Linked DNA regions of Homo sapiens: region 1 is linked to region 2. The links are chromatin loops, found by intact Hi-C in ENCODE. Cell type or tissue: thyroid gland. All regions are shown on one strand. Links, peaks and the distances in the headings refer to the core of each region. The heading gives the core; the rest is flanking DNA.

What was found. A loop is a pair of places that touch in the nucleus more often than their neighbours do. Peaks named below come from ENCODE experiments on the same cell type or tissue, not always from the same donor. Only the 100,000 strongest peaks of a DNase experiment are listed, where the experiment ranks them.
Region 1: a loop joins it to region 2, with 2.2 times the contacts of the local background. A loop is called at or near these places in 2 of 110 quality-filtered maps.

What each region holds. Positions count from the first base shown.
Region 1 is chr17:28,011,697-28,026,880 of GRCh38, forward strand. It overlaps LOC124900393 (small nucleolar RNA SNORA70), which reads right to left and starts at 10,768; the gene lies at 10,634-10,768. It also overlaps the pseudogene LOC124900402. In thyroid gland, for the core only: no CTCF peak of the experiment used is centred there; DNase peaks (open chromatin) are centred at 6,355 and 7,135; H3K27ac peaks cover 1,786 bases.
Region 2 is chr17:28,244,833-28,260,016 of GRCh38, forward strand. It overlaps LOC105371712 (a long non-coding RNA gene), which reads right to left and starts at 5,993. Exons shown (of 2, transcript XR_934641.2): 1 at 5,746-5,993; 2 at 1,622-3,986. It also overlaps the pseudogene PPY2P. RefSeq lists a silencer at 6,543-6,592. In thyroid gland, for the core only: a CTCF peak has its summit at 6,995 (motif pointing left); DNase peaks (open chromatin) are centred at 3,419, 5,717, 6,479 and 6,999; H3K4me3 peaks cover 831 bases; H3K27ac peaks cover 862 bases.

The DNA.
Region 1 (15,184 bases), core at 2,781-10,780, 230 kb before region 2:
TGTGTTTTGCCCATTACAACTAAAGGGAGTTTGCACTTGGGGGTTCTCGTTAGACTTTTCTGGTTAGACATCTGATGCTTCCTTCTTTGGGTTTTGAGTGGTCTGGGACATGTCAATAGCTTCCTGCACACCAAAGGAGGTCCGAGATCAAATGGCCTTGGGTATAAAAGTACATCCATGTGCTGTGTGGGTGGTGGGAACTATGGTGAACTGCCCAAGAGAGATGCTACTTCTCAGTTTCAGTCTATCCCTGCCATGCAGAAATGCAGGATCAGTATTACCAGAGCTTCCGATATGAGAGATAGAGAAGGAGACAAGGAGAGGGAGGTGGAGAGAGAGAGAGAGGCATAGACAGAGAAGAGAGAGCAGATACTGGGATTTCTAAATATTGGCTCAGATGAAAGTTAAAAAAATATGTGGGCCACACAAAATATTTCTGTAGGCCACATCTGGCTATGTCTGCCAAAGAAATAAGTTCCATTTTGGAAGCTGCAATTCCAAAGCACCATGCTTAGTCACCATGCTATGTTGATTTGGCCACCTCTCAGGGTGAACCTCTTAGTGTGGTCTTTGCTTTTAGGGAGAGAAACTGAGGGAGAAAGGTGGGACAGAACCATTTCTTACTGTCACCAACAGGCTCTGGTAGATTGCTCTAAAGCAACTTACTGACACACTGACAGATTTAAATTTCCACTGCTGAAAACCACTCATATCTTACTGTTGTCCAAACCCAAAGAATCAAATGGCCAACTCAATGCTGTTAGAATTTTAATAGTAATACTGGTTCCTCTTCCTCTTATCTTCCAAATCTCCCATGGAAAAATGATCATCTCCATTGACAAGCACCGCCATCTGCAATTGGAGTAATCTGAAGCTGGCATTGTACTCTGCTTATCTCATCAACCCAGATTCCAAGGAGTTGAGGGATTTGATCATTTATGAAGGGGATTCGACCTGCATTTCTACCCTCTACCACCACAAAGTAAATTGTGAAATCATTCACCCTTTTCTTCACTTCTAAATCCCTGTAGTGTCCATCTTTCCTGTTGCAAAGAAGTAGTAGAGGGGCAGAATCAGTCTGCAAGTGACAAATATTCTTTTTGCCTTGCAGCTCCTACTTCCACCAGTTCTCTTCTTTCCCACTCTCTGGTGGGTGAGAACTCTGGTGGGTAAATGTCTTTCCTGAGAAAGAAAGCCTCAACTAAGTGGGTGGTTCTGAAACAAAAATAGTGGCAAAGACTTGGCTGATGGAGAAGTATCCAAGGCAGTTTTGTGGGATCTTCCTGTCCCTTCAAAAGCAACTGGGCTCTGGATTCATATGTTAAAGGGACAGTTACCTTGGTAAGCATCTCTGTGTGTCAGATTCCTGCCCAGAGCCAGTAGCCCCTTTGAAGTATATGATAGTTATCACAAGGATGGAAATGGAGAAAGGTTTTCAGAATCACAGCAGAGATAATCTAAAATATTCATGCTTGTCCACTCCACCCACCCCAATCCTCTGGTCTGTCAGAATTAGCTTGGGGTAGGATTTTAATCATATAAAGTTCAGAAAATCTCCGTAGATGATTTTACTTCACTTGATTTAGTCCTAATTGAAAGCTACTGAACAGAGAATTATCCAGCCATTTGAGTTACTTTGGGAGTATTGTGGCTACATGGAGTCTATAAATGAGGTGCCCATTAAAAAACACACACACACACACACACCCCATGGGCCTTAAATAAGATGTGGATGGGATTAGACATATGCTTAGTCACCTGAAGGAGACGGGGCAGCTCCTAGGCATAACTGAAGATATTACCAAACCTAAAGAATGTGCCAAATTGAATGGATGGATAGTGCAGAGGAAAGAGAAGGTTGGTCAGTCAAGAGAACATAGACGAAGGGAAGCCACTGAAGCAAGGACTGGTAGTGCCCATCCCTGAGGGAGCCTCAGCAATTAGACCTTAAGTATCATGAACCATTGGCAAAACCATCACTATCACAAGAAGGATGAGTCAGGCCACCCGAGGCTGATGTCAGTAGGCATCAATCAACCTAATATCCCTGGTGCTAATTCCTTGCTTCTTCAAACAACCTTCTGGCCCCCTCTCTTAAAGGAAGAGAAAACACTCGTCTATATTTCTGGTCCCCAAGAAAGCAGTCTTTCATGGTGAATAGCTTTTGATTAATCATGATTTGGCATCCCATAAAGCTTGATTCCAAGTCCCTGCTTGATATGGCCTAAGCTTACTCTTCAACCTCATCTTAAACCACTAATGGTGAAATGATAGAATCTTCTTAAAAGGACTTTTTGTTTGTTTTGTTTTGTTTTGTATTTGTTTTTGTTTTTGTTTTTGAGAGGGAATCTCACTCTGTCTCCCAGGCTGGAGTGCAGTGGAGTAATCTTGGCTCATTGCAACCTCTGCCCCCTAAGCTCAACGGTTCCTCCTACCTCAGTCTCCAAAGTAGCTGGGACCACAGATGCACGCCACCATGCCCAGCTAAGTTTTTATATTTTTGGTAGAGACAAGGTTTCACCATGTTGCCCGGGCTGGTCTCAAACTTCCGAGCTCAAGCAATCCACCCACCTTGGCCTTCCAAAGGTTACAGGTGTGAGCCACCACCCCAGACCTTCAAGGGCTTTTTTTTTTTAAGGTGAAATTCTCATACATAAAATTAACCATTTTAAAGCGAACAATTTAGTGACATGTATCACATTCACAATGTGGGGCAACCACCACCTCTATCTTCCAAAACATTGTCATCACCCCAAAAGGAAATCCCTTAGCCATTAAGCAGTTGCTCCCTATTCTCTCCTGCCCCCAGCCTCTAGCAAACATCAATCTTCATTCTATCTCTTTGGATTTTCCTATTGTGAATATTTCATGTAAATGGAATCATGCAATAGATGACCTTTTGTGTCTGGCTCCTTTCATTTAGCACAATGTTTTCAAGGGTCATCCACATTGTAGTGTTTATCCGTACTTCATTTCTTTTCATGGCTGAATAACATTCCATTGTATGGATATGCCATAATTTGTTTATACATTCATCCATTGATGGATATTTGGGCTGTTTCCACCTTTCAGCCATTGTAAATAGTGTTGTTGTGAACATGGATGTACATGTCTTTGAGTAGCAGACAAATACAGTCCTCATTTATACACTTCTTGGAATTGCTGGGTCATATGATAATTCTGTATTTAACATTTTAAGGAACCAACAAACTGTTTTCCACCATGGCTGAACCATTTTACATTCCCACCAGCGATATAAGAGGGTTCCAATTACTTCACATCCTGATCAACACTTACTATTATCTATCTTTTCTTAATTATAGCCCTCTTAGTAGGTGTCATGCCCTAATAACTAATGATGCTTAGTATTTTTATGTGCTTGTTGGCCATTTGTACATTCTCTTTGGAGAAATGTCTATTCAAGTTTTTTCCCATTTAAAAAAAATAATTATTTATTCTTAGAGCCTGGATCTTGCAATATTACCTGGTCTACACTTGAACTCCTAGGCTGAAGCAATTCTTCTCCTGAGTAGCTGGGGCTACAAGCACATGCGACCCTGCCCTGCACTTTTTGCCAACTTTAAAGTTGGGTTGTTTGTCTTTTTATTGTTGAGTTGTAAGAGTTCTTTATAGTCCAGATAGTAGACCCTTACCAAATATATAATTTACAAATATTTTTGACCATTCTGTAAGTTGTCATTTTACTTTCTAAAACTATCCTTTGAGGCACAAAATTTATTTGTTTATTGCTCATACTTTTGGTGTTCTATGTAAGAATTCATTGCCAAATCCGAGATCATGAAGATTTATCTTTGTTTTCTTCTAAGAGTTCTGTGGTTTTAACTCTTGTATTTATGTCATTAATGCATTTTAAGGTAATTTTTGCTTATGGTATGAAGTAGGTATCCAACTTAATTTTTTTGTATGTGGTTATCCAATTGTCCCAGCACCATTTGTTGAAGAGATTATTCTTTCTATATTGCATGGACTTGGTGTCCTTGTCAAAAATCAGCACCATAAACGTGTGAGTTTATTTCTGGACTTTCAATTCTCTTCTATATCTCTATCCTTATGCCAGTACCATACAGTTTTAATTAGTGTACCTTTGTAGTAAGTTTTGAAATTGGGAAGTATAACTCTTCCAACATTGTTCTTTTCCTTCAATATCATTTTGACTATTTGAGGTCCTTTGCAATTACATTTTAATCTGAGGATTGGCTTTTCCATTTCTGCAAAAAAGTCTTTAAAATTATGATAGGGATTGCATTGAGTATGTAAATCACTTCGGGCTTTACTGCCATCTAAATAATATTAAGTCTCCAACCTATGAACAAGGAATGTCTTTCCGTTTCTATAGGTCTTCCTTAAATTTTTTCAGCAATGCTTTTATAGTTTTCAGTGTACAAGTCTTTCATCACCTTGGTTAAACTTATTCCTGGGCATTATATATCTGGGGAGAATGCTAAAAAGGATCATTCTTACTGGTGTGCAGAGAAGAGTCCTCACAGGAGAAAGGTTAAAAGCAGCAAGATGCATTGTATATTCCTGGTGAGAGATGATGATGCCTTGGGCAATAGGGTAGTCTCAGGAATGGCAAGAAGAGGTTGAATTCAGGATAACTTTGGAAGGTACAGCCAAAAGACAAGATTGACTGAGATATGGGAAAATTCTGAGTCAAGGATCACTTCAAGGTTTTTGACCTAAGTAATTGGTGAATGATGGTGTCATTTACTGAGATGGAGAACACTGGACAAGGCACAAGGGAAAAAAGAACTTAATTTGGACAAATCGAGTTTGAATTGTCTGTTAGAGATGGTTATTGTTTACCACAATTTATAATTGCATATCCATTTGTTTATTTGTTTATTGTTATTATTTATAGTTTCAATGGCTAGAAATGTTTACTTTATTAACTGTTGTGTCCCTCAGTAGACAGCAAACTCCATGAGGGTAAGAACCAAATCTGTCTATTAACTGTTGTATCCTCATGCCTAACACAATGCCTGGCACATAGTAAGTTATCACTAAATATTTTTTAACAAATCAAAATGCAAGGCCAGCCAGACATAGTGGGTGTGTCTGTAGTCCCAGCTACTCAGGAGGCTGAGATGGGAGGATCATCTGAGCCTGGGAGGTCAAGGCTGCCAAGATTATGCCACTGCAGTCCAGCCTGGGCAACAGAGTGAGAACCTGAAAAAAAAAAAAAAGCCAGGCCAGGTCCAGGTGGTTTTTCCTATATTCCTGATTTATAATATTACCTTCAGGTGTACATCCTTGTTCTTTACTTACTACTGCATTTCCAGTACTTTTTATTTTTGTAAGAAGTGAGGTTCCTTTATTCAAAATTTGACAAATCATGAAATGCCTCTCACCCCATCTCCTTACTCCTTACACTTTACCTTTCCATCCATGTAATCTCTGGCACAATGTCATGACTTAACAAATGCCAAGAAATGTAAGAAGAAAAGACCTAGTACTTCTCAATAACAATAGCTAATATGTATTGAGTGCCAATTATGTGTCAGGCACGGTGTAAAATGCTCTGTATCATCTCATCCAATGTTTCTAACAAATGTATCAGCACAAAGCCTGAAGCGTTGTTGCATCTTTTCAGTTTTAGGGTCATATTCTTTGGAATATGAGTTTGTCCGTGTAGCCAAAGGGAACAGTTGAGATGGGTACATTAATTTACCTAAGTGAGTATATATAAATGTCATTTTTTAAAAAGATGCTGGCTACGCCAGCATAAATAAAGCCTTGGAGAATCTTGCAACTGGGCAAATGAGTAAATTTAAGGTATTCATTTCAAAAAAAATCCATCAGGCACAGCCTGGGCAACATGGCGAAAACTGCCTCTACAAAAAATACAAAAATTAACCAGGTGTGGTGGTGCCCACCTGTGGTCCCAGCTATTCGAGAGGCTGAGGTGGGAGAATCAGCTGAGCCCAGAAAGCCAAGGCTGCAGTGAGCTCTGATTAATCACGCCACTGCACTCCAGCCTGGACAACACAGTGAGACTGTCTTAAGAAAAAAAAAATCTAAGCATGGTGGCTCACACCTACAATCCCAGCACTTTGGAAGTCGATATGAGAGAATCGCTTGAGCCCAGGAGTTGGAGGCTGCAGCGAGCTATGATTGCACCACTGCACTCCAGCCTGGGCAACAGAGTAAAACCCTGCCTCAAAAAAAAAAAAAAATCCCAAATTGAGAGACATTCTACAACATACCAGTACCACTTAAAATCTTTAAGGTCATCAAGGACAGGAAAAGTCTGGGAGTGTCACAGATCAGAGGAGGCTAAAGTGACATAACAACTAAATGTAATGTGATATCCTGCCTGGGATCCTGGAACCAAAAAGGGACACTTTTAAAAACAGTGAAATTGGATAGAGTGTGGAGTTTAGTTAATATTAATATACCAGGGTGCATTGGCTCGTGCCTGTAGTACCAGCTACTTGAGAGGTTGAGGCAGGAGAATCGCTTGAGTCCAGGAGTTTGAAGCCATCCTGGGCAACATAGCAAGACCCTGTTTCTGAAAAAAAAAGAAAAGAAAAGAAAAAAAATATATATATATATATATAACAATGTACCAATGTTGGTTCTTTAGTTGTGACAAAAGTACCTCAGTAATGTAAGATGTTAGCAATAGGGGAAACTTTGTAAGCGGTATATGGGAACTCCATACTGTCTTTACAACGTTTTTGTTAATCTAAAACCATTCTAAAATAAAAAGCTTATGAGTAAAAAAGGGTACAGAGATTGGGGTCAGAGCAGAGATGACACATTTCAGATCTGTCATCCCATGCAGTGCCCCCAGTCGGACTTATCTATGTGGCCTCCCTCCAAGTCTATTCATCCTTTAAAGAGGCATATCCAAGATGTTGCCCTCTGCACAGTGCTGCGTATCCAGGTCTCCATAACAGCTCTGGGGAACTTCACTGCTTCAGCGTCATCCCAAGGAGAAACCTTTGGGAGGGAAGCAGACATGGGTGTGATTTCAGACACAAACACTTGAAACCTGGAGTGGAAGTTCAGTCTCTTAGAATTTTTTATTGGCAAGGACCTTAGGTGTTTGTCTCATTTTTGTAGATCAGGACACTGGGAGGCTCCCTTTTCTCCTTAGCCATGGCTGGAGGCCAAGTCCAGCCCTCAAGGATCATTGTCAGGACCAACACAAGCTGGACAGCCTTGTTTTCCTACCTCAGATGGGAAAAAGAAAAGAAACTTGGACCCAGTAAAAATGAGTAATTTATTTAAAGGCCAGTTAGGGCCAGTCATGGTGACTCAAACCTGTAATCCCAGCACTTCGGGAAGCTGAGGTAAGAGGACTGCTTGAGCCCAGAAGTTCAAAACCAGCCTGGGCAACATAGTGAGACCCTGTCTCTACAAAAAATAAAAAATTAGCCAGGTGTGGTGGTACATGCCTGTACTCCTAGCTGCTCAGGAGGCTGAGGCTGGAGGATCGCTTGGAGCCCAAAAGGCCAAGGCTATAGTAAGCCATGGTCATACCACTGCACTCCAGCCTGGGCAGCAGAGTGAGAACCTGTCTCAAAATAAAATAAAACAGGCCAGTTAGTAGCTTCAGACATATTTCTCAACAATGTTAGTTTTTTTCAATGTTAATGAAATATCCTCCCCTGCCTTTTAATGGATTCTGACTCAAAACCCTAATACATAGAACAGATAGGAAGTGAGCTGTTCTGGCTAAGGAAAGAGGTGGGAGCCTCAGTTCTAGCTACATATTTACGTTTTACTACCTTCCAATAGGTTAGTGAAAGGATTCCATAGGGTTCCGAAGAGTTCTATAGGATTTCTATGGAACCCTTGGAAGCAGAGTTTAAAATCTGTATCACTTTAAGGCTGCATATTATTCCAGTATGGGGTTATTCTGTAATTTACATAACCAGTCCCCTATTGCTGGCCACTTTATTCAGTCAAACTTTCAATTTTATGAACATTCATCTCTGCACTTATTTCTATTTTATCATGATATGGAATTTTTGGGTCAAAGGTATTTTAATGCTTTTAAGACATATTAACAAATCACTCTCCAAAATGGCTATAAGAATTTACAGTCCCAGCCGCAGTATATTCATGAGTGGCTGATTTCCCTATAAAAAAATCAACACCGGATTTTAACAGTATTTTTCATTTGGCCAATCTGATACAGAAAAAATGGAATCTAAGTATTGTTCAAATTTGCATGTCTTTGATCACTACTACGGCTAAACTTTTGGGGTGAATTTTACTGGCTATTTAAATATTTTCATTTGTGTTCTTTGCCCATTTCTTTCTATTTGGATTTTTGTTGTTGTTATTGTTTTATAAAATTTCTTCAAAAATTAAGACTAAACCTTTTTATTGTTTGTTTTTTTTGAGACAGGATCTTGCTCTGTCACCCAGGCTGGAGTGTGGTGGTGTCATCATAGCTCACTGCAGCCTTGAACTCCTGGGCTCAAGCCATCCTCCAGCCTTAGCCTCCTTATTAGCTGGTACTACAGGTATGCACCACTACGCATGGCTATTTTTTTTTTTTTTTTAGACATACAGGGTCTCACTTTATTGTCCAGGCTGGTCTCAAACTGGGGCTAGGCTCAAGCGATCCTCCCACCTTGGCCTCCCAAAGTACTGGGGTTACAAGCATGAGCCATAGTGCCCAGCAACTCCTTATCTATAAGTAAAGATTTCTGAGTGTTAAATTTGCCTTTTGTTTATCATATAATTTTTAAATATTTATTTCAAATCTAGCAGTCTTTTTCTTTACAGTTTCTGCTGTAAGCTAATGTTTTTTAAATTATATTGAGAAATGTCTTCCCTACTCCAAACATTTTCTTTTAGTGGTAATTCCTCAGTTGTGTGAGTGTTAAGACTTCTTTAGTAAAAAATACCATAGTACACTGGTTAAGAGTAAAAGCTGTAGGATACAAAGTTTCAGTTAGACAAGAGGAAGGAGTTTTTGAGATCTATTGCACAGCATGGTGACTATAGTTAATAATACTGTGTTGCATGTTTCAAAATTGCTGAGAAAGTAAATTTCAAATGTTCTCACCCCAAAAAAATGATAAGTATATAAGGTGATGGATATGTTAATTAGCTTAATTTAATCATTCCACATCGAATACATATATCAAAACATCACATTGTACTCCATAAATATATATAATTATATTTTGTCAATTAAAAATAAATTTTTAAAAAGAATAAGCTACACCCACACACAAAAGTAAGTCACAGCTATTGGATTAGTTGGTCCTAGATTTGAGTACAAGTTCCCCTGACTTATTAGTCATGAGCCCTTGATCAACTTAAATTCTTTGAACCTGTTTACACATCTGAAAATAGAAATAAAATTAATAGTACCAACCTCATAGAATTGTCATGATGCTCAGATTAGTTAATGCTTATGACATACTTGGTATCAGGTCTGGCAAATAGTAAACAATAATATGAGTTATTACTTTTTTTTTTTTTTGAGATGGAGTCTTGCTCTGTCGCCAGGCTGGAGTGCAGTGGTGCCATCTCAGCTCACTGCAACCTCTGCCTCCCAGGTTCAAGCAATTCCCCTGCCTCAGCCTCCCGAGTAGCTGAGACTACAGGCTTGTGCCACCACGCCCAGCTAATTTTTTGTGTTTTAGTACAGACAGAGTTTCACCATGTTGGCCAGGATGGTCTCAATCTCCTGACCTCATGATCTGCCTGCCTCGGCCTCCCAAAGTGCTGGGATTACAGGCGTACTGAATTCATCTTTATTTATAATGGCATATGATATGATATAGGAATTTGAGTGTTCTTTTTTACCCCAGATCTTTAACCAATTTGTCTTAGCATTTTCTGAATAACTGGTCATTTCATAATTGATTAGAAAATGTCACTGTCATGAAATATACTTATATATACTTTTTTAAAAATAGGTGGACAGGAAGTAGGATTTACTGGTGGGCATCAGGAGGGGGCAGCACAGTGGAAGCCCTCACTAGAGCAGGGCCGGACACTTGTCCAGAGGACCACGACTGGGGATGTACTTGGCCCCACAGCCATGTAGGAGGAGCCACTTCTCAGCCACCGTATCTTCAAATTCATCCACCTTGGGCCCAGCGTGGTGGCTCACACCTGTAATCCCAGCACTTTGGGAGGCCAAGACGGACGGATTCCCTGAGCTCAGAAGTTCGAGACCAGACTGGGCAATATGGTGAAAACCCGTCTCTACTAAAATACAAAAAAAATTAGCTGGGGGTGGCGGCATACACCTGTAGTCCTAGCTATTTGGGAGGCTGAGGCAGGAGAATTGCTTGAACCTGGGAGGTGGAGGTTGCAGTGAGCTGAGATTGCGCCACTGCACTCCAGCCTGGGCAACAGAGCGAGCTCCATCTCAAAAAAAAAAATTAATCCACCTTGAATTTGGTAAAGCACCACTTCTTTGAGATGCGGATCTTCTGGCAGCCAAGTAACTTGAACTTGGCCCTGCATAGGTCCTCAATCACAAGCTGCTTGTTCTGCAGCTTGGTGCGCATGGACATGATGACTTGGCCTATGTGAACCCTGGCCACAGTGCCCTGGGGCTTTCCCAAGGAATCTGTTTGGAGCCTACACTGGGGGTAGTGCAAGGTCAGAGACATGAACATACATTTGAAAGGCCTGTCTCCAAGGTCCCTTAGAGCAACCCATCCAAGAAACAGTCTGCGTACCCTGACAAGGAAGCTGCTGTTTGCAGCCATGGCACACCAGGTCCCTGTGAGGAAAGAAACTCAGTTGGCTTAATTGGCTTCTACAAACTTTTATTTGTTATGGGATTTCTACTCTATTTCATTGATTTGCCTGTTTGCTTTTGCACATTTAGCACACTATTTTACTTTGTAGCATTGTATAGCGTTGTAACATGTTTTCCTACTTAGTTGTAAAAGTACTCCCCTGATATTACTTTTTATATTTTCATGATTGTATTTATTGAAACAACTTCTGTATGGAGCACTGTCATAGCTTAGTGAAGGGAGTACTGGAATTAGAGGACACAGTCACTACTGTGAGTGGGATGTATGTGTGTTTGTGTAGTGGAGCCGTGGGGGAGAGATCTTCCATTTCACCATTCATTCTCATATCAGGCATAGTGTTTGGTTTGGAAATATAGGCTGAATAAGACATGGACTCTGCTCTCAAGAAGTCTTCAGTGTAGGGCAGAGACAAATAAAACAGTGATTTTTAGCACTGGATGATTGTAGAGGGTGATATGGGAGCACAGAGGTGGGTCATCGCAATGAGGAAGTGACAGCTGATTTGAGTTTTGAAGGATACAATTGAGGTGGCAAAGCAGAAAGGAAGTGAAGGTAGAAGGGGGCACAGGAGAAAGGTCCTCTGGGAAGGGGAACAGAATGCGTGAAGGTATATCAATTTGTAGAAAACAACAACCTGTTCGGTGTGGTTGGAGAGGATGTGGGAGGTGGGGGGATGACTGGAGTGTAAAGGTACATACACCCAAAATAACTCCAGGACATCTAAAGGGCAGCTTCACTACCGGAGTTCTAGCTGATGCCCTTTCTTCTCCCTGAAGCTTTCAGCATACTCCATTGCATGAAGATTTGGTCAGTCCAGATTACTGAGGAAGAATCCTGTGATATTTTGTGACATCTTTTGTTCATTTTTATTTAATTTCCACTCCTGTTCCTTGAACGCAGCTTCTACAAATTTACTTGCCAGACACATCTCTAGATACTAGGATATAAAGTGAACAAAATGAAGACCCTGCCCTCATAGAGTTTATAGTTTGAGTAAAGGAAGACAGAAAATTAAAAAAACAAGGATGTAAATATGTAGTTTGCTAGTTGGCAATAAAGGATGCTTTGGAGAAAAATAAATCTGCATCAGAGGGATAAATATGCAGTACTTCCTACATTATGTTGTAACTCCTCCCCACTAGACTGAGTGCTTTTTGAGGTCCTAGATTTTATTTTATCAATTCCTGTAGTTGACTAGTCCAGTGCCTAGAAAAGAGTACATGTTTAATAAAAATAGAAAAGCAATATAGGTTACACCTGGGTGAGGCTGCCTTGGCCCAATTCAGTCTCTGCCACTAATTAATCATGACCTTGGATAAAGTACTCAGTTCTGTATGCCTCAGTTTCCTTATCTTAAAAATGAAGACTGGCCGGGTGCGGCGGCTCACACCTGTAATCTCAGCACTTTGGGAGGCCGAGGCAGGCGGATCACCTGAGGTCGGGAGTTCAAGACCAGCCTGACCAACATGGTGAAACCCCCATCTCTACTAAAAATACAAAATTAGCCAGGCATGGTGGCTCATGCCTGTAATCCCAGCTACTCGGGAGGCTGAGGCAGGAGAATCACTTGAACCTGGTGGGGGTGTAGGTTGCAGTGAGCTAGATTGTTCCATTGCACTCTAGCCTGGGCAACAAGAGTGAAACTCTGTCTCAAAAAAAAAAAAAAAAAAAAGACAAAGAAGGTACCATCCTCATAGGGTTGCTAAGAGAATTAAATAAGATAATATATTAAAACACTTAAAATTGTCCCTCTGCATAGGTAGCACTCAACAAATGACAACTGTTATTACTCAGTAATGGACTATAATCTGAGTGCATTCCAACAACATGGACCTTAGGGCAATGAAAATAATTTATTGTCAGTTGAAGATATTGCTAGTGCTAGAGTCTGCTTCTGAATTTACACCAGTATATCATGCAGCCCAAATGCTGTCTGAGATATTTACCCAGAACATGGCGGCATGAGCAACTGACACAGCTCCTGGCTGTCCTTTCATGTACTTCAGACCCGACTTTGCATCCCGCAGCCCGCTAGAATGGAGGCTCTCTGCCTCGTTACTAGGTTTGGGAATATGGCATTAAAAATAGGATTGTCGAGCCAGATGCAGTGGTTCACTCCTGTAATCCCAGCATTTCGGGGGCCGAGGCAGGCAGATCACCTGAGGTCAGGAGTTCAGGACCAGCCTGGCCAACATGGCAAAACCCCATCTCTACTAAAAATACAAAAATTAGCCAGGCATGGTGGTGCACACCTGTAGTCCCAGCTACTTGGGAGGCTGAGGCAGGAGAATCGCTTGAGCCTGGGAGGCAGAGGTTGCAGTGAACCGAGATCACGCCACTGTATTCCAGTCTGGGTGACAGAGTGAGACCCTGTCTCAAAAAAAAAAAAATAGAATTGTCCAGATTTATTTGGTGATAACATGTTCTGACAGTATTTAGCCTGCAGGCCATGTACATTTTCATCATCTCTTCTCAGTGAAGGGATTGCCTGGAGCGATGTCACGTGTCTAGAAATATTGCCTTCTAAATTGTCAACAAAGTAAAAGAGAGTCATTTCTTAAATTTGTCTGGGGATGCTGTAGTTTGCAAAGCACTCTCCTATCCATTATCATTCAATCTGCAAGCAAACACTCCAGAGAGGCAAGACAGGGTGATCATTTCCACTTAACGGCGATGAAAACGAGACTTATATGGTTAAGCCTCAGCCACGTTCTTCTCACTCATGATTCTGTCTCTGTGCCCTACATGAGGTTTCTCACAAATCCTGGGTTCCCTCAAACTAGTCAACATGTTGATATGGGCCCTTATCTTGGTATTTATCAATTTTTATATATTTTTCAGCATATCCAAAACTTCCCCATGTTTAGAGACACAAAATATATAACTATATATTTTTTTTTAGGTTAGGTGAAGCTGACCTCAATCCACTGGAGCAGCATGAATCTTCTGCACCCAGTACCTAACAGCTCTCTGTCATGGAGGCCAACAACCCCTGGTTGTAGGATGGAGGCTAGAATTCTGAAGTGACTCCAAACAAGTCCATAGTTTCCCTGAGTAATAATGATGATAGTTGATCTGTTACCATGGCACAAATCAAGGCATACTGGAAAATATACTCTGCTATATACTCAGGTCAGTAGCTTTTAAAAAATTGGTGATGTGTAGCATATTGAAATAAGTTTGCTAACTTATTATACCATGTAAGGATAGTAAATCATCATCATCATCATCATCATCAAATAACAATATAGGGGCATTTCGACACCAAGAAGGTAGGAGAAATAGAATCTCAGAAGAAGGGACAGTACATTTAGCTTTACGAAGAACTCACAAATCATCCTAATATTTCCTGTTCTAACAAGGTTTGTGCAAAACACTTCATCAGGCACTTGCTCTAGGGCTGGCATTTGAAATCACTGCTCTGGGAGTTATAACATCATTTCTACACTTTTTGGCCTGGTATCCTTAACTCCTGCTATGTTCAGAGCTGGAGAATTCCAGGCCTAAGAAGGTAAAATATGGACTAACAATACAGGTTCTCTGCACATCTGAGATGGCCCAAAGACTTGTGAATCATTCTTTCTGGATATGCTATTAAAAGCAGTGGGAGCTGGGCGTGGTGGCTCATGCCTGTAATCCCAGCACTTTGGGAGGCCAAGGCAGGAGGATCATGAGGTCAGGTGTTCGAGACCAGCCTGGCCAGCATGGTGAAACCCTGTCTGTACTAAAGATACAAAAAATTAGCCAGGCATGGTGGCACGCACCTGTAGTCCCAGCTACTTGGGAGGCTGAGGCAGGAGAATTGCTTGAACCCAGCAGGCAGAGGTTGCAGTGAGCCGAGATGGCGCCACTACACTCCAGCCTGGGTGACAGAGCAAGACTCTGTCTCAGAAAAAATAAAAAAATAAAAAAAAGCAGTGAACGTGATATAATTAAGTATCGTTTGGAACAGTACATTTGTTTTTGTAGTGGTTGGAACAACATGTTAATCCCAAGAAGTCTTAGCCTGGGAATAATTATGGAACCTGCAGTTAGCAGAGGGAAGTGCCTGATTGGATGCCACAAGTTATTGCAACCCATGGAGAAGCTGTCATTCATAGATGAGATCCTGACCTTCGTGTGTTACCAATACCCACATTAAAAAGCCCTATTGTGAACATTTGGGCAGACATTATTATTGTTATCATCATTTAGAGAAACAGGGTCTCACTCTGTTGCCCATGCTAGAGAGCAGTGGCATGATCATAGCTCACTGTAAGTTCAAACTTTTAGGCTTAAGTGATCCTCCCACCTTAGCCTTCTGAGTAGCTAGGACAACAGGTTCATGCCACCATGCATTGCTTACTTTTTGGTTTTATTTTTTGGTAGAGTTGGGGGTCTCTTTATGTTGCCCAGGCTGGTCTTGAACTCCTGGC
Region 2 (15,184 bases), core at 2,978-10,977:
AATGTAAGTTGTCTGGTGAAGCATTATTGCTCTTCTTGTTACCAGAAATCAAAATTGAGAGGATCGGCCGGGCACAGTGGCTCATGTCTGTAATCCCAGCACTTTGGGAGGCCGAGGCCGGCAGATCACTTGAGGTCAGGAGTTTGAGACCAGCCTGGCCAACATGGTGAAACCCCATCTCTACCAAAAATATAAAAAATTAGTCGGGTGTGGTGGCACGTGCCTGTAATCCCAGCTACTCAGGAGGCTGATTGGGAGAATTGCTCCAACCCAGGAGGCGGAGGTTGCAGTGAGCCAAGATCGTGCCACTGCACTCCAGCCTGGGTGAGAGTGAGACTTCATCTCAAAAAAAGAAAAGAAAAAAATTGAGAGGATCAAGGCAGAACACTGATGTTCGCTGAGCCTTCCTTTATTCTCCTTACCTTGAGATGGATGTGATGAGCTCATTTTACAGAGAGGAAAAGTGAAACTCAGGGAGGCTAAAGAAATTACTTTCCCAGGCTCATGCAACCAGCCAATGGCGGAGCCAGGATTTGGACCCAGGTCTATCTGACTCTAAGCTCACCCTGCCAGATCCATGGAGTTTCACCTCTGGCCCCCTCTTCCCCAACAGTACCCCCACCAACTTCTTGGTGTCCTGATCTGGGACAGCAGAACGTCAGCACTGAGAAGTCCTTTTCTCCCTACTTGGGTGTCACCGTGTCATTCAGACACAGTTACCACTCCTTGGCCTGAGCAGGGGAGGGAGACTTGGGGTTGGGAAGAGACACTGGGCAGGGGAAACCTGGGGGCTTCTGGTGGGGATGGGTTAGTGGGGTTGAGAATCTAAGCCAGAATTGGAGACCTAGGTAGCTATGAGATCTTGAACAAGCCTCTTTACCTCTGTGAGCCTCAGGTTTCTCAGCAAAAAATTGGGAAATTATACCAATACTTTGACAGTCCCACTTAGAAAAAAAAACAATCCAGGTTTGGAGTTAGACTTTGGAGTTAGATTTTGTTCCAAACCCCGGATCTCCCACTGACTAGCTGTGTGGTCTGGAGTCAGTTACTTGACATTTCTGTGCAGATTTTGGAACCTGAATCTGTAAAGTGGGTTGTTGTGGGGATTTAGTGAGGTGACTGAGCTGGGAGCACTTTGGAAAAGGTGAGGCTTTACAAATGATGCTGGTTTTTAGCACTCCGCTGGAATGGGGGCTCTAGGATGGCTACCAGAAACTGGTACCCCCTCAACCTTTCCCCTGAACCTAGGCACATTAGTTCTCATTCTGCATCCTATGCACCCACCAAACGGCTTTCTCCAAACCTGGCACCCCACTTCTTTCCACCTTGCCTGAGGACCTGAAGCCTCTTCCCTGTTCCCACCTTGTTCTAGTTCCAAACTGCAAAGGATGGCCTGAGTTTCCATTCTTCATCCTGGAGGCTCCAGCTGCAGCCTCAATCTTCTGCCCCGAGAGAATCCATTTGATTTGGTTTGATCCTTGGGAGATGGGAGGGCCAGCTCCAAGGCCTGTGACCAAAACCTTTCAGTCACCCTGAAGTCCCATAACCCCATCTTTCTTGAACCAAGCCTGCTCTGGTGCCCAAAAGGAAGGGGTCTCAGCAATGGGGGCCCACAGGAGACTTTTGCTGTGATCCAGTTTTATTGACTATGCTGCTAGTCTGGCACCCCCAGCACTCCCGTCCCCCTCCCATCTCTGGCCCAGTAGTGGCGTTGCGAGTACCAGGGAGACAGTGGGAGGAGGGAGTAAGGGCTGCGGAGTGGGAGAGGCTGACAGGAGACGGGGACTCTAGGGGACTGAGGACTGAAAAAGCGGCCCAGCTGAGGGCAGGGACACGTCCTTGCTTGGTCCAGTGACCGTTTACTCTGGACTCTGGGTAAGTGGGCTCAGCCTGCTTGGGGATCTGGAGAACTCCCCCAGGCTGGGGTCTGGGATGGAGGGAAGGAGTTCGTGCTTTGCAGGGCCAGGGGCCTTCAAAGCCCTAAGGTCCTGCTTGGGTATTGCTCTGCATCTGGACACACCTGTCACACTAGGAGAGCCATCAGATGACTGCAAGTGTGTGTGCACACTCGTGTGCATGGCTGTGAACTGGAATGTGTCCCTGTGTGAGTGGCTGTGCCGGTCTGTGCAGGATGTCTTCTCCAGAACCCATATCTGTCTCTACTGTTGGGTGGAGGGCCAGACCCACAAGACCATGGATTTCTGTCCTTTGCTTCCCCAGTTCATTCCATGTCCCACACCCTGTGGGTGACCTGGTGTGCCCTTATTTCCCACTAGCTACTGCTGCCTCAGAGCCATGAGGACCTGGATGTCATGAGACATGTGTCTCCAGGACTCATGTCTCCATTTTCTCTGCTACACTTCTCTAACTTGCGAGGCCCTGGCTGCTGGGCTGCTCACAGGACAGGCTGTCCGTGCCTCCAGCACACTGTCTAGGAGGTGGAGTGGTCAGCTCGGAGTGGCCCTTTTCTCTGCCCTCTCGTCCCCAGGCTTGGAGAAATGGATGATGGGCTAAACGGCTGGGTAGATGGGCCCTGCTTCCGGGGCATAGGAAAATCTTCAGCATGGGCTCTTCCACCTCCACCTCCACCTCCCCTCTGCTAGCTCCTCAGATGGCTGCCGCATGCCGCTGCCTCTCCCTCCTGCTCCTGTCCACCTGTGTGGCTCTGTTGCTGTAGCCACTGCTGGGTGCCCGGGGAGCCCCGTTGGAGCCATTGTACCCAGGGGACAATACCACACCGGAGCAGATGGCCCAGTACACAGCTGAGCTCCGTAGATACATCAACATGCTGACCAAGCCTAGGCATGTGCCATGGACAAGGAGAGAGATCCCAGCCCCTGGGACCCTGGGCCCACTCCACATTCCTGGCCACACCCTATCCCCAGCCCAAGCCCCATCTCCAGCCCCAGTCCCAGCCCCTTCCAGGCCACTCTTGGGGAAACAGAGCATCTGTGCTGACCAGGCCTGGGCCCATGTGCCCTGGGCAAGAGGGTGCCTACAGGCGGATATGAAACCGGTGGGCTGGCACCTGGGCACAGTGCTTCCAGGTATGGAGAAAGAGACAAAGAGGACACGCTGGCCTTCTCAGAGTGGGGTCTTCCCATGCTGCTGCCCCCAGGTGAGTTCGACTCCCTACCCTGTCTGTCCAGCTCCCTGGGGGTGAAATGGGGATGGTGGGACTGAATCAGGGTTTGAAAAGGTGTGGTGGGGGGTGGAAGAGGGAGAACAGGAGCCCAGGGCTGGCCTGAGGCCTCCTGACGCACGAGGCCTGCCCCCCACACTGCCATGTTCCACTCTGTCCTCACAGAGAGCTCAGCCCGCTGGACTTGTAACACTACCTCCCGCCCCCTACCACTCCACGGGCAGTGCCAGCCCAGCTCTCCCCTCCACACTGTTGGCTCTGGCCGAAGCTCACTCCCTGTTCCTGCACAGGCTCAATAAAGCAAGTCAAAGCACAGCTTATCTCTGTGTCTCTGTGGACCCCTGGTGGGGGGCAGCAGGAAGAGCCAAATGCATGGAAAGGGGAGGGCAGGGCGGACGCAACAGGGAAAGCAGGCTGTGCTTGTAAATCATCCAGAACGTCCATGAGGTCATCAGTCACTCAGCTCATCCTCTCCACAGAGGGACAAGTTGTGGCCAGAGGAAGGCAGGGACTCCTCTGTGGTCATTCGGCAATCGGTGAAGTGGCAGTCTTGAGCTTGAATCTTCCCAGTTCAGCACCTGTAGACCCTCCCAACCCAGCCCCATGACAACCCTGCCCCAAGTGCACCAGTGCGTTCCTGTGGCTGAGGCAGCAGGAGCACCAAAAGGTATACTAAAGCATCCTTGGCATGGGGGCAGGGGCATCAGCCCAGCATGGAGGCACAATTCTGGTGCTATGGCAGTCATGGCTGCATCCAGGGGCCTGAGCTGCCGTCCAGAAATTTGGAGAGAATGGGCTGTCCGGAGAGGTAGTGAAATCCTGGGCGCAGGAGGTATTCAAGCTGCTGTGGAAAGGGAGGAGGCTAGATTAGCTGAGAGTTCCAGCCACTGCCATGAATCCAATCTGTGGATTCCACACTCCAGCTCTGGGAGGGCAAAGACCTGGATCCTGCCCCAAGGAGGACTGCCCGGAGTCCCAGTGCACCTGTCTCTTCCTGGCCCTTCTCAGTCATCCTGAATAGGTGGGGACAGAGCGCGCATGTGTGCGTATGTGTAAAGGGGAGAAGTGAGGAAACTAGAATGTGTCTGGTTCCTAGAATGGCTTCTCCTGCCTCCCCCACATGCTTGGCCTGAAGGGATGGGGTTATGGGTTTGGAGGATGAGGGGTCCACTTTCCTGAGCTCAGCACCTTGCACAGACCCCATGGAAGTGACTCCACAATTGTGTTTCCCCTCAAGTCCTGACTCAATCTGGTGTGTGCAAATGACCTGGAAGTAGAACCAGGTCCTAAAAGGCAAAGAGCTTTAAGAGGGTGCAGCTGCTTGGCTCAGATTGATTTTTTGTTTTTGGAGACAGGTGTTGCTCTGTCACCCAGGCTGGAGTGCAGTGGCATGAGCACAGCTCACCGTAGCCTTGACCTCCTGGACTCAAGCGATCCTCCTGCCTCAGCCTCTGAAGTAGCTGAAACTACAGGCACATGCCACCATGTCCAGCTAATTTTTTTATTTTTGTACAGACAGGGTCTTGGTATGTTGCCCAGCCTGGTCTCAAACTCCTGAGCTCAAATAATCTGCTCACCTCAGCCTCCCAAAGTGCTCCGGATTACAGGTGTGAGCCACCATGCCCAACCTCAGGTTGATTCTTAAATCCAAGGGGTGTCTGGATAGAGAGATGGCTTCAGCAAGAGAACAGTTTGAGTCTGAATAAGGGAGCCTGAAGTCCCAGCATTTTATCTGGCAGCTTAAGGGGATGGGGTGAGAATGGGGAGAGGTGTGGATACTTCCTAGAGCCAGGAGTTCGCAACCTGGAGACATACCTGGGTCTGAGAGTAGGATCAGGGCAAGGGGCTCTGCCCCCACCAAGCCTCTCTCATGGCCAAGGGAGCCCCCAGAAGAGAGAGAGCCACCCTCACGCCCAGCTTCTCAGGGACAGGCCCTGGCCAGGTCCACCCCTTCCCCCGCTCTGCTCACCCTAGAAGAGCTTAGAAGTTCAGGAGGCAAAGGCGGCCCCCTATACTCTGCACGGTAAGGGGCAAAGGCACCTCTTTTTGTTGCTGTGCCAACTCTGACAGCCCAAGCTGGGCTGTTTGGTAGAAACTTGGGTGAGGTGGGACTGGGGGTGTGTCTAGCTGAAGCTCTCCTTTGAGGTTCCCACTTCTCTCACCTCTGCCCTCCCTCTGCGTTGGAGTCTCCCCTACGCTAGTGGTGGTGTGTGGGGTGAGGTGGGGGAAGGTTGCTGGGGGAGTGAGGGGAGGACCCTTCCACCCAGCAGCTGAGGTTTTTTCTCCCACAGCAGGAACTCCAGGGTTCCCCCTCCCCATCGAAGGACTGGTCCCTCCCCGGCCCACAGAAGTCACTGAATCAACAGAGATTTGTCTTTGTTGTTTTCGCTGAGGGGGATGAGGAAGGGTTGAGGCCCCTCTCAATATAAAAGGGTTGGTGGAGGGCCAGGCGTCTGGAGGCCAAGCCCCAGCCTGGAGAAGGAAGCCCCAGGGCGCCAGTATCTCCCCGCACGCCCACCCCCGAGGGCTTCCTCTCGCTCCCACCCAAGCTGCCCCCAGTCCCGAGGCCCTTAGTTCGGTGCCGACCGTACAGGCTGTCCTACCTGGGGCCCCAGGAGGTTGGTGGTCGGGGTTCCGAGGTGTTCAGCCACTGGGGTTTCGTGGTGGTCCATGGAGGGGGTTTCGTGGCTTTCGGTGGGGAGGTGTTCGTGGCGTTTGCAATTTTCTTGTGGTTTTTAGATTTCTTTGTGCTGAGAACACGTCTTTGCAGCGGTCATGAGGCTGCTCCCAGAGCCCAGCTTGGGCCGCGATGCGCGTGGGGGTGCCCGGCGGCGTCCGTGTCCCCCCGCACCCTCCGTCGTCCTCCCTCCCAACCTCGCGCCCTCCGCCGGATCACCTGCTGTTGAAGAGCCTCCCCACGTACTTCTTTTTTTTTTTTTTTTTTGAGACGGAGTCTCGCTCTGTCGCCCAGGCCGGACTGCGGACTGCAGTGGCGCAATCTCGGCTCACTGCAAGCTCCGCTTCCCGGGTTCACGCCATTCTCCTGCCTCAGCCTCCCGAGTAGCTGGGACTACAGGCGCCCGCCACCGCGCCCGGCTAATTTTTTGTATTTTTAGTAGAGACAGGGTTTCACCTTGTTAGCCAGGATGGTCTCGATCTCCTGACCTCATGATCCACCCGCCTCGGCCTCCTAAAGTGCTGGGATTACAGGCGTGAGCCACCGCGCCCGGCCCCCACGTACTTCTTGATCGAGCCTAAATTCAGCCAGCTGGCGGCCCTGGACTGCTGCGGCACCTGCAGCCCCTCGCCCAGGGCGCCCTCCGGCGGCAGCAGCACCCACACGAGGCCGGCCACGACCAGAGCGCATGAGCAGCGCAGAGCCCGCGTCTGGAGGGGGCAGGGCGGACAGAGCCGCGGGCGGTCACGTGACCCCACGGCTGGGGTCGGCGCGATCCCTGACGGTAGCTTGCGGGTGTTCCGCGCCGTGGGCAGCCTGGCGTGCAGGGGCGCTCAGCCGAGGGACGTGGCTATTTCTGGGACACACACCAGTGCACGGACGCCCTAAGGGACATCCTGGTGCCCAGGGGAATGGTGCACACCTGGACATGCCCGGTGATGCACGCAGAAAGCATCGAGGTAAAAATGAACGGGGAGACACCTCTAAGGTGTACGCACGAGGACGGCATAAAACCATTGGTCAGCTCCCTAATCTCACCGACCTCTCTCCCGCAAATTCCTTATCGCCCTCCTTTCTCCCTGCCCTTCCCTCAAAGTGTCAGTCAGGTTGTCCTCAGCCCAGAAGACTCTTCCTCCAGACATCCTCATGGCCGGCTCTGTCGCCCCCTGGAGGCATTAGCTCAAAATCCACCTTTTAAATGGGTCTTATCCTGACACCCCTGTTTAAAATTGCAACCCGGCAGCGTGCGGTAGATGACGCCTGTAATCCCAGCACTTTGGGAGGCCAAGGCGGGCGGATCACTTGAGCCCATGAGTTCGAGACCAGTGTGGGCAAAAGACAGAGAGCCCTGTCTCAACAATTTAAAAAATAAATTTAAAAAAATTGCAACTCAACCCTTCATCTTGCTTTTTCTTGCTCTATTTTTGCACTTTCTTTTTTCTTCTTCTTCTTTTTTTTTTTTTTTAGACAAGGTCTTGCTTTGTTGCCCAGGCTGCAGTATAGTGTAGGGATCATGGCTCACGGCAGCCTCAAACTCCTGGGCTCAGGCCATCCTCTTGCTTCAGCCTCCCAAGTAGCTAGGTCTACAGGTGCACACAACCATGCCCAGCTAAATTTTAATTTTTTGTAGAAATGGAGTCTTGCTAGGTGGCCCAGGCTGGTCTCAAACTCCTGGCCTCAAGCGATCTTCCTGCCTTGCCTCCCAAAGTGCTGGGATTACAGGTATGAGCTGCCACACCTGGCCTGCACTTTCTAACTTATATATTCTATATTTATTATATTTATGTCCGATCCCTTCCCAGCGGCATCTCCTCCCTCAGTGTAGGCGTCATTAATTGCAGCTGGGCTCTTTGCTTATTTTGTCTATTGATGGATCACAAGCACCTAGAACAGTGCCTGGCACTTAGCAGATACTCAATAATACATATTAAATGAATGACTAACAGTTACACACAGGAACGCCAGCCTGATGATTCACACACCCAATGCACAGAGAATTTTGTGCCTGCAACACACCATGATTCACAGACTACGATGCCCATAAACATGATGCACACCCCCAGAGCTCCTAAGCCCCTCAACCCTCTTTTAACCGGGAACTCCACTCATCCCCACCATCCCAAGCAGGGATAAGAAGCCTTAGTAGCTGTCCTGACCATCAGAATGGCAGACGAGGCTGCCCTGGCCTAACCCCTTCATGCCCTTAGTGAGCCTGAGGAGGGCCCTTGGTGTCAGCCCCCATCCCCAGGCTCCTAGAGAATACAGCTGATAGGGGGCCCAAACATTACCATGGTGCTGGGCAGGTGCAGAGGAGCACAGCAAAGCGTCTCTGGCCAGGACCTGAGTCCCTTTATATTCCTAAGGATCCATGCCCCCTTTCCCGCTAAAGTTCCACTTCCAGCGCAGCCTTCTTTTCCTCCCCCTGTGTCATGACCTGAAAGTCCGGAACAGAGAGAAGGTGGGGGTGGAAGCACATGGGCTACCAGCTGTTCTGACCAGGGCACAGTCCCTGCCAGGGGCCCAGAGGTGTGGGTGGCAGAGGCAGGGAGGCCTGGGGAATAGGGTAATGTTTTGCTCCAAGTATACAGATCCAAGGAGAAACTGGCTCTGGGGTTGAGAGGGGGCTGTGCTTTTCCCAGGGGCTACTGTCAGGGAGTTATGCTGAGACCAGATGCCCCTCCCCATCTGGCTAGATCCAAGGTGCCTCCTTTCCTTACAGGGCTGCTGTGGGGTCCCAGCACCCCTTATTCCCCTTCCCTAGGCCTGCTGCCATGGGGAAGGGGTGGGGTTATGGTTTCTGGTTTCAGGATTGCAGGCCCCACTGCACAGCTTGGAGATTTTCTCAGCCTGCCTGGCCATTTTGGAGCCCCTGAGGCATGACCTGCTAAGCCTTCTGGAGGGTGGTGGGTCTTGACTGCTTGGATGATGAACTTAGGCCTTGGCTGCCTCAGGCCACAGAGCCTCAGCTGTGTGGCCTGTCAGGTCGCCTCTACCCGTTCAATATTGCCACCTTTCTGGGGCAAGGTTGTGAAATGTGCGCCGATTCTTCGTGCCCACCCCAACCCCAGAAGGGGCACACTAGGAAGAGCAAGGGCTTCTGGGTAGGAATCCTAAATTCACTACCTCCTGGCTGTGTGACCTTGATTAAGGGACATCATCTCCCCTGAGCCTCCACATCCTCATCTGTGAAATGGAGCTGGTTAGGACTGTTGTGAAGATGGATTTGGATTATGTAGCTCAGCCTTTGGACAGCTCCTGGCACATGCTAGATGATTAACAGGCGTGAGCCCCTCCATTCATGAAAGAAACGCTTTCTCCCATCTCCACTTCTGAAAGTGTCTCATCTTCTGGCCTCTTCTCCTTATTAAAACCCGCTCCTGGCCAGGCATGGTGGCTCATGCCTGTAATGCCAGCACTTTGGGAGGCTGAGGTAGGAGGATTACTAGAACCCAGGAGTTTGAAACTAGCCTAAGCAACATAGAGAGACCTTGTCTCTACAAAAAATTTTTTAAAAGCTAGGTGTGGCCGGGCATGGTGGCTCACGCCTATAATCCCAGCACTTTGGGAGGCCGAGGTGGGCAGATCACCTGAGGTCAGGAGTTCGAGACCAGCCTGACCAACATGGAGAAACCCAGTCTTTATTAAAAATACAAAATTAGATGGGCGTGGTGGTGCATGCCTCTAATCCCAGCTACTCGGGAGGCTGAGGCAGGAAAATCTCTTGAACTCGGGAGGCAGAGGTTGCGGTGAGCCAAGATCGTGCCATTGCACTCCAGCTTGGGCAACAAGAGCAAAACTCCATCTCAAAAAAAAAAGCTATGTGTGGGTGGCACATGCCTGTAGTCCCAGGTACTGGGGAGGCTGAGGTAGGAGGATTGCTTGAGACTGGGAAATTGAGGCTGCAGTGAACCAGGATTGCGCCACTGCACTTCCAGCCTGGGTGACAGAGCAAGACTCTGTCTCAAAACAACAACAAAAACAAACAAACAAGAAAACCCTGCTTTTGGTGGGGGTGTGAGAAACTCAATGTCAATGTCACTGAAGTTTATGGGATGGCTCAGTAGCCAAGTGAGACCAAGACTGCATTTCTATGGAGCCAATAATCTCTAGAAAAAGAAATGAGATTACCATGAAAAAATTCCATAGTACAGGGTGGGAGGAGATATCTAGGGACCAGTGTACCCTAAATACCAGTAAACAGGCTATTCCTTATTCCCATTAGTCACAGCCCAGTGCTGAACATCCCCCCGCCCCTACAAGAGCTCAAACGATGTGTCCTTTTGCAGTCTCAGCTGTCCTAACAAACCCAGGCTCTTTTGCAGGCACTGAGGGCTCTCAGCCCCTCACTCTTCTGGACTCCCTTACTAATTCCGGGAACTGTGGAGGGTTATGGGGAGGGAGGAAAGGTGGAAGAAAGGAAAGGAGGACGCTCAGAGGCTGCCTGCCAACCTCTGAGGGCAGGAGGCAGTGGTGGCAGCGCTGTGATGGGCAGGACGAGGGAATGCGGCTTGAGGACACAGCTCCAGGTGGGTATCCCTGTCAATCACCCCTTAAACTCTGACTGAAAGCTGCCATTTAAATGGACCTTCCAAATTCACTGTGGAGTATGTGCCCAGGTTCCCAGAGAGCAGCAGGACAGGGGCTCCAAGTTGGTGTGTGACCATTTGGACCGGCCCATTTCCAGGGCCCCTGAGATAAGCCCCGTGGGCTTCCTGTGAGGCATGATGGTTCTCAAATATCATTCTCTGCTACCCACTGTGGAACAGACCCAGTAATAGTGATCTTGAGTCTCCTGGCTGACTTGCCCCAGACTGACCATCCAACCCACTCTGGGACCACCGCTACTCCTCTCTGCTGGGGGTGGCCCAAACCTGGCCTCCCAGGGGCTCACTCCTTCCTACCTGCCCTCCAGTGCATCTGGGGTGCTGGTGACATCCCGAGAGAGACAGAGAGAGAGGCCATTAGCTAGGCTGCAGACCGTGGAGAGCAGCTGGCCTAGGAGGGGCCTGGCTGCCCTGTACAGCATCACTGCATTTTTTTTTTAAAGTCCCATAGAAGCCCTTTCCCCTTGGTGAGGGAGTCTCATGGTGTCCTGTGTTCTGCCCTCTAGACTGCATGCTTCCTGAGGGCAGCTGGGGTCTTGTTCAGCTCTGAACTTTCAGCATCTGGCACAGTGCCCAGCTCACCGTGGGCCTCCTTGGATGCTTAGGGGGTGGGTGGAGGTGGGAGGGAGGCAGGAGGAAGGGAGGGAGGAGCAGAAGGGAAGGAGGGACTCATGGATCAATGGATGTGACCCACAAAGGGACAAAGGGACAGATGAATGAGCGAACAAATACATGGCCTGGCTCACCTCCTCGGGCCTGGAAGCAGCTGCCACCCATGCTCACGTGTCCATGTGCTTAGCTTCACATGTGGATGTGGAAGAGGCAGAGGGAGGAAACCGAGGGACCCCCCATCTCATCTGTGGGCTCCTCCAAAACGGGCTTGTGTCTCCTCCTCTCTTGGATCTTCCTTGCTCCTCTGCTCCCCCAAACCTGAGGCTGGGCCACACCTGGCCTTCAACTGCCCCTTATTACCTCCCAGGACTCTTCTCATCTGGGACTTGCTAGGGCAGGAAGGGCAGTGTGGCCTGGGCACAGGGGCCAGGGAAGAGGAAAAGGTGGCCTCTCCCAGCCTCCTCCTCCCCCCAGCGTTCTTCTCCCAGCCCTCCTCCTCCCTGGCCCTCCTCCCCACCTCTCCTGAGCGGGCCCATCCTGCCCTCTAGGCTACAGTTCCAGCGCTCACGACGGAGCTGGAACTCAGGATGGAACTCAGGATGGGACTGAAACTGGAGCAGGCCCAGGTGTGCAGCGTCCCGCAGGGTCTCAGCCAGGTAGGGGTCCCTCCAGCAGAGCTGCTTCTGCCGCTGGGAAAACTTCAGCATCAGCAGGTCACACTGCTTCAGGTTGGCCCCACCCCGTGTTGGGGCCACCGCAGCGCCCAATCCTGGGAATGGCGTCAAGACCTCCCACCCCGTCAGGCTGGAGAGGGCAAGAAGAGGGAGATGGGTGAGCCTTGGGGATGGTGGCGTGGGGCAGATGAAGGGAAGGGGGCCTTCTCGGGGGCTTCATTTACTGCCCTTCTGGGTGGCAGGCTGACCCCATGGGGGTCCCATCCCCATTTTACAGATTAGGAAACCAAAGTTCCTGGAACAAGGTTTGCTGCAGGACCTTAAACCCAAGTTTTCCAGATTCCGATCTCTGCTCTTCTTATCCACCCTGTTTCCCAAACTTGCCCAGTTAGAAAAATCATCTGGAGTGCTTATTAAAAATACACTTTCCCAGGATCCATGCTGGGCAATTCGGAGTCTACTGGTCTGGAATTGAGCCTGGAAATATGTATATTTACCACATTCCCCGGCTAGCTTTTGTGATCCAAGAAGTTTGGGAAATAGCGCACATAGTATTTGTCGCTGCCTGGCCAGGAGAGCCACATTCCTAAGAGGAGGCCGGCAGAGGGGATGTGCACATTGAGCGGACACCCAGCCAAGGTCCCCTGACATCCCTCTCTCCCTTACATAATGTTGCTGCCCAGGTAATCCCATACCAATCTAACATGTTTCCATACTTCCCAGATAGACCTTCAACCATCTGACCACTTGGTGCCTGCTACAAATAGATGCCTGGGGAGGGAAGGGGAGGAAAAGAAAGGAGGGAAGGGGAGGAAAGGAAAGAAGGGAAGGGAGGAAGGACTGATGGATGGTTGGATGAAGGTGAAGGAGCTGAATTCCCATCAGGCCATCAATCCCAGACTTCTTGTTCTCCTAGATCCAAAGTTCATCGATTCTGGAGCCAAGCTGCCAAATTCTAAGACTGACTTTATAGCTGTGCGGTTTCCTTGGTTTTTCTCTTCTGGAAATTGGGGAGAGTGATCTTCTCTACCTCCTAGGGTTGCTGGGAGGATTATATGAAATGGACTAACCACATGCAGGCCTACCTTCCTGCTAACTGGAGTTTCCGAAATTTCTCTCGTTTTGCAATATGCTTTACTCTCCAACTAAGCAGAGTCTCCCCTTTGTCCAGATATGGAAATGATGGTTTAATGAGGAGGCTGCAACTGGCTTGGTCATTCAACATATTGGCAGCAGGGTGGAAATTGGAATTAGAGCTTGCCTTCCTTCTTCCCAGAAACTGTGAGATAGCTCTGCTGCTTCAAAATGTTTGCTGTCCTATACCCTGGTGGCCCCCAGTGTGGGTGGAATATACATCATTCCAGGACTCCCCCCCACCGAAAGAAGTAACCCCATTCTGGGGCATCCTGACCTCATAGCCATGGTAAAAGAGCAAAAGTGGGTTGGGTGTGGTGGATCACGCCTGTAATCCCAGCACTTTGGGTGGCCAAGGCAGGTGAATTTCTTGAGTCCAGAAGTTTGAGACCATCCTGGGTGACATAATGAAACCCCATCTCTACTAAAAATACAAAAATTAGCAGTGCATGATGGCACAAGCCTGTAGTCCCAGCTACTTGGGAGGCTGAGATGGGAGGATAGCTTGAGCCTGAGAGGCAGAGGCTGCAGTGAGCTGAGATCGCGTCACTGCACTCCAGCCTGAGCAACAAAGTGAGACCCTGTATCCAAAAAAAAAAGAGCAAAGCAAAGGTGGAAGCAGGGGATAGCTCTTAGAGCTCCTGCTTGGATGTGGCACTTGCCACTGTTGCTCAGGTGCCACTGGCCAAGGCAAGTCCTGTGGTCAAGCCAGGAGTGGTTAGAGAGGCCCACATCCCTCTGAGCCAAGGGCACAGCTCTCCTGTTTGAAGCCACCTGCCTTAGCCAGGATGTCTGGCTGGATGCCACACCCTCTCTGTATGCCCCAGAAGTCAGAAGCCTCACCAGAGGTTATGCAGCCTGGCCAGGCCCCAGGTACCCTCAGAAATCACCCGTAGATTCCAGTCCCATCATGGAGCATATCTCCGAAACCCCCAAGCAGAGGTAGGTGCTATTGGGCTCCCCCTGGCCCAGCCTGGAGTTGGGCTCCTCTCCCAGACACGGTGAGGGTAGTAACCTGTTAATCATTAATCTGGGGGCAAATCGGTTCATTTCCAGTCCACCAGTTCTACACCCAAACCCCTCCCTGCAGCCTGGCAGGAAACCCTCAGAGCTTGACCCTTGGCAGGTCCAGAGCAGAACAGGATGTCAAGCCCAGCTGAGGAGGCCACGCCTTGACTGGTTTCCAGTGTGGAGGGCAGCTTGGGGGCTGCAGAGCTACCTCGCCTTCAAACGCCCTCCTCCTCACCCTTCTGCTCACACAGTTCCCGTGTTTCAGAAACTAGACCTCCCTGGTAGCAGCTGATTGACTGACAGAGGGGAGAACAAGCAGGGAGTGATGGAAATTTTGGCCAATGAGGCTGCATATCCTTCAAGACCTGCCTCAAATGCCATTTTAATAGCTATTATTGTCATTATAGCTACATTCATATCATATGACATATGATATATAACACATTATTATTATTTTACTTAAGTTCTGGGATACATGTGCAGAACATGCAGGTTTGTTATATAGGTACACATGTGCCATGATGGTTTGCTGCACCCATCAACCCGTGATCTAGGTTTTAAGCTAAGCTGCATGCATTAGGTATTTGTCCTACTGCTCTCCCTCCCCTTGTCCCCCACCTCCCGACAAGCCCCAGTGTGTGATGTTACCCTCCCTGTGTCCTTGTGTTCTCATTGTTCAACTCCCACTTATGAGAACATGTGGTGTTTGGTTTTCTGTTCTGGTGTTAGTTTGCTGAGAATGATGGTTTCCAGCTTCATCCATGTCCCTGCAAAGGACATGAACTCATTCTTTTTTGTGGCTGCATATTATTATTAATTATTATTATTATTATTATTTTTGAGACAGAGTCTTGCTGTGTGGTCCAGGCTGGAGTGCAGTGGCGTGACCTCAGCTCACTGCAACTTCCGCTTCCCAGGTTCAAGCAATTCTCCTGCCTCAGCCTCCCAAGTAGCTAGGACTACAGGTCCCTGCCACCATGCCCAGCTGATTTTTGTATTTTTAGTAGAGATGGGGTTTCACTTTGTTGGCCAGGCTGGTCTCAAACTCCTGACCTCAAGTGATCTGCCCACCTCGGCCTCCCAAAGTGCTGGGATTACAGGTGTGAGCCACTGTGCCCAGCCCAAGCTGTGTTCTTGTCTGGGACTCCCCTATAGTGTGGAGTGAAGGCTCAAAGTTGGTTTGTCTAACTAAAGGCGTCATCCTTGATTATGACCTCTGACATCTGGAGAGTGCCAGAATTCCCTAGGCTGCCCTTGGGGGGCTTAGGGAACCTCGTCTCTATAAAAAAAATGTAATAATTAACCGGGCGTGGTGGTGTGCACCTGTGAT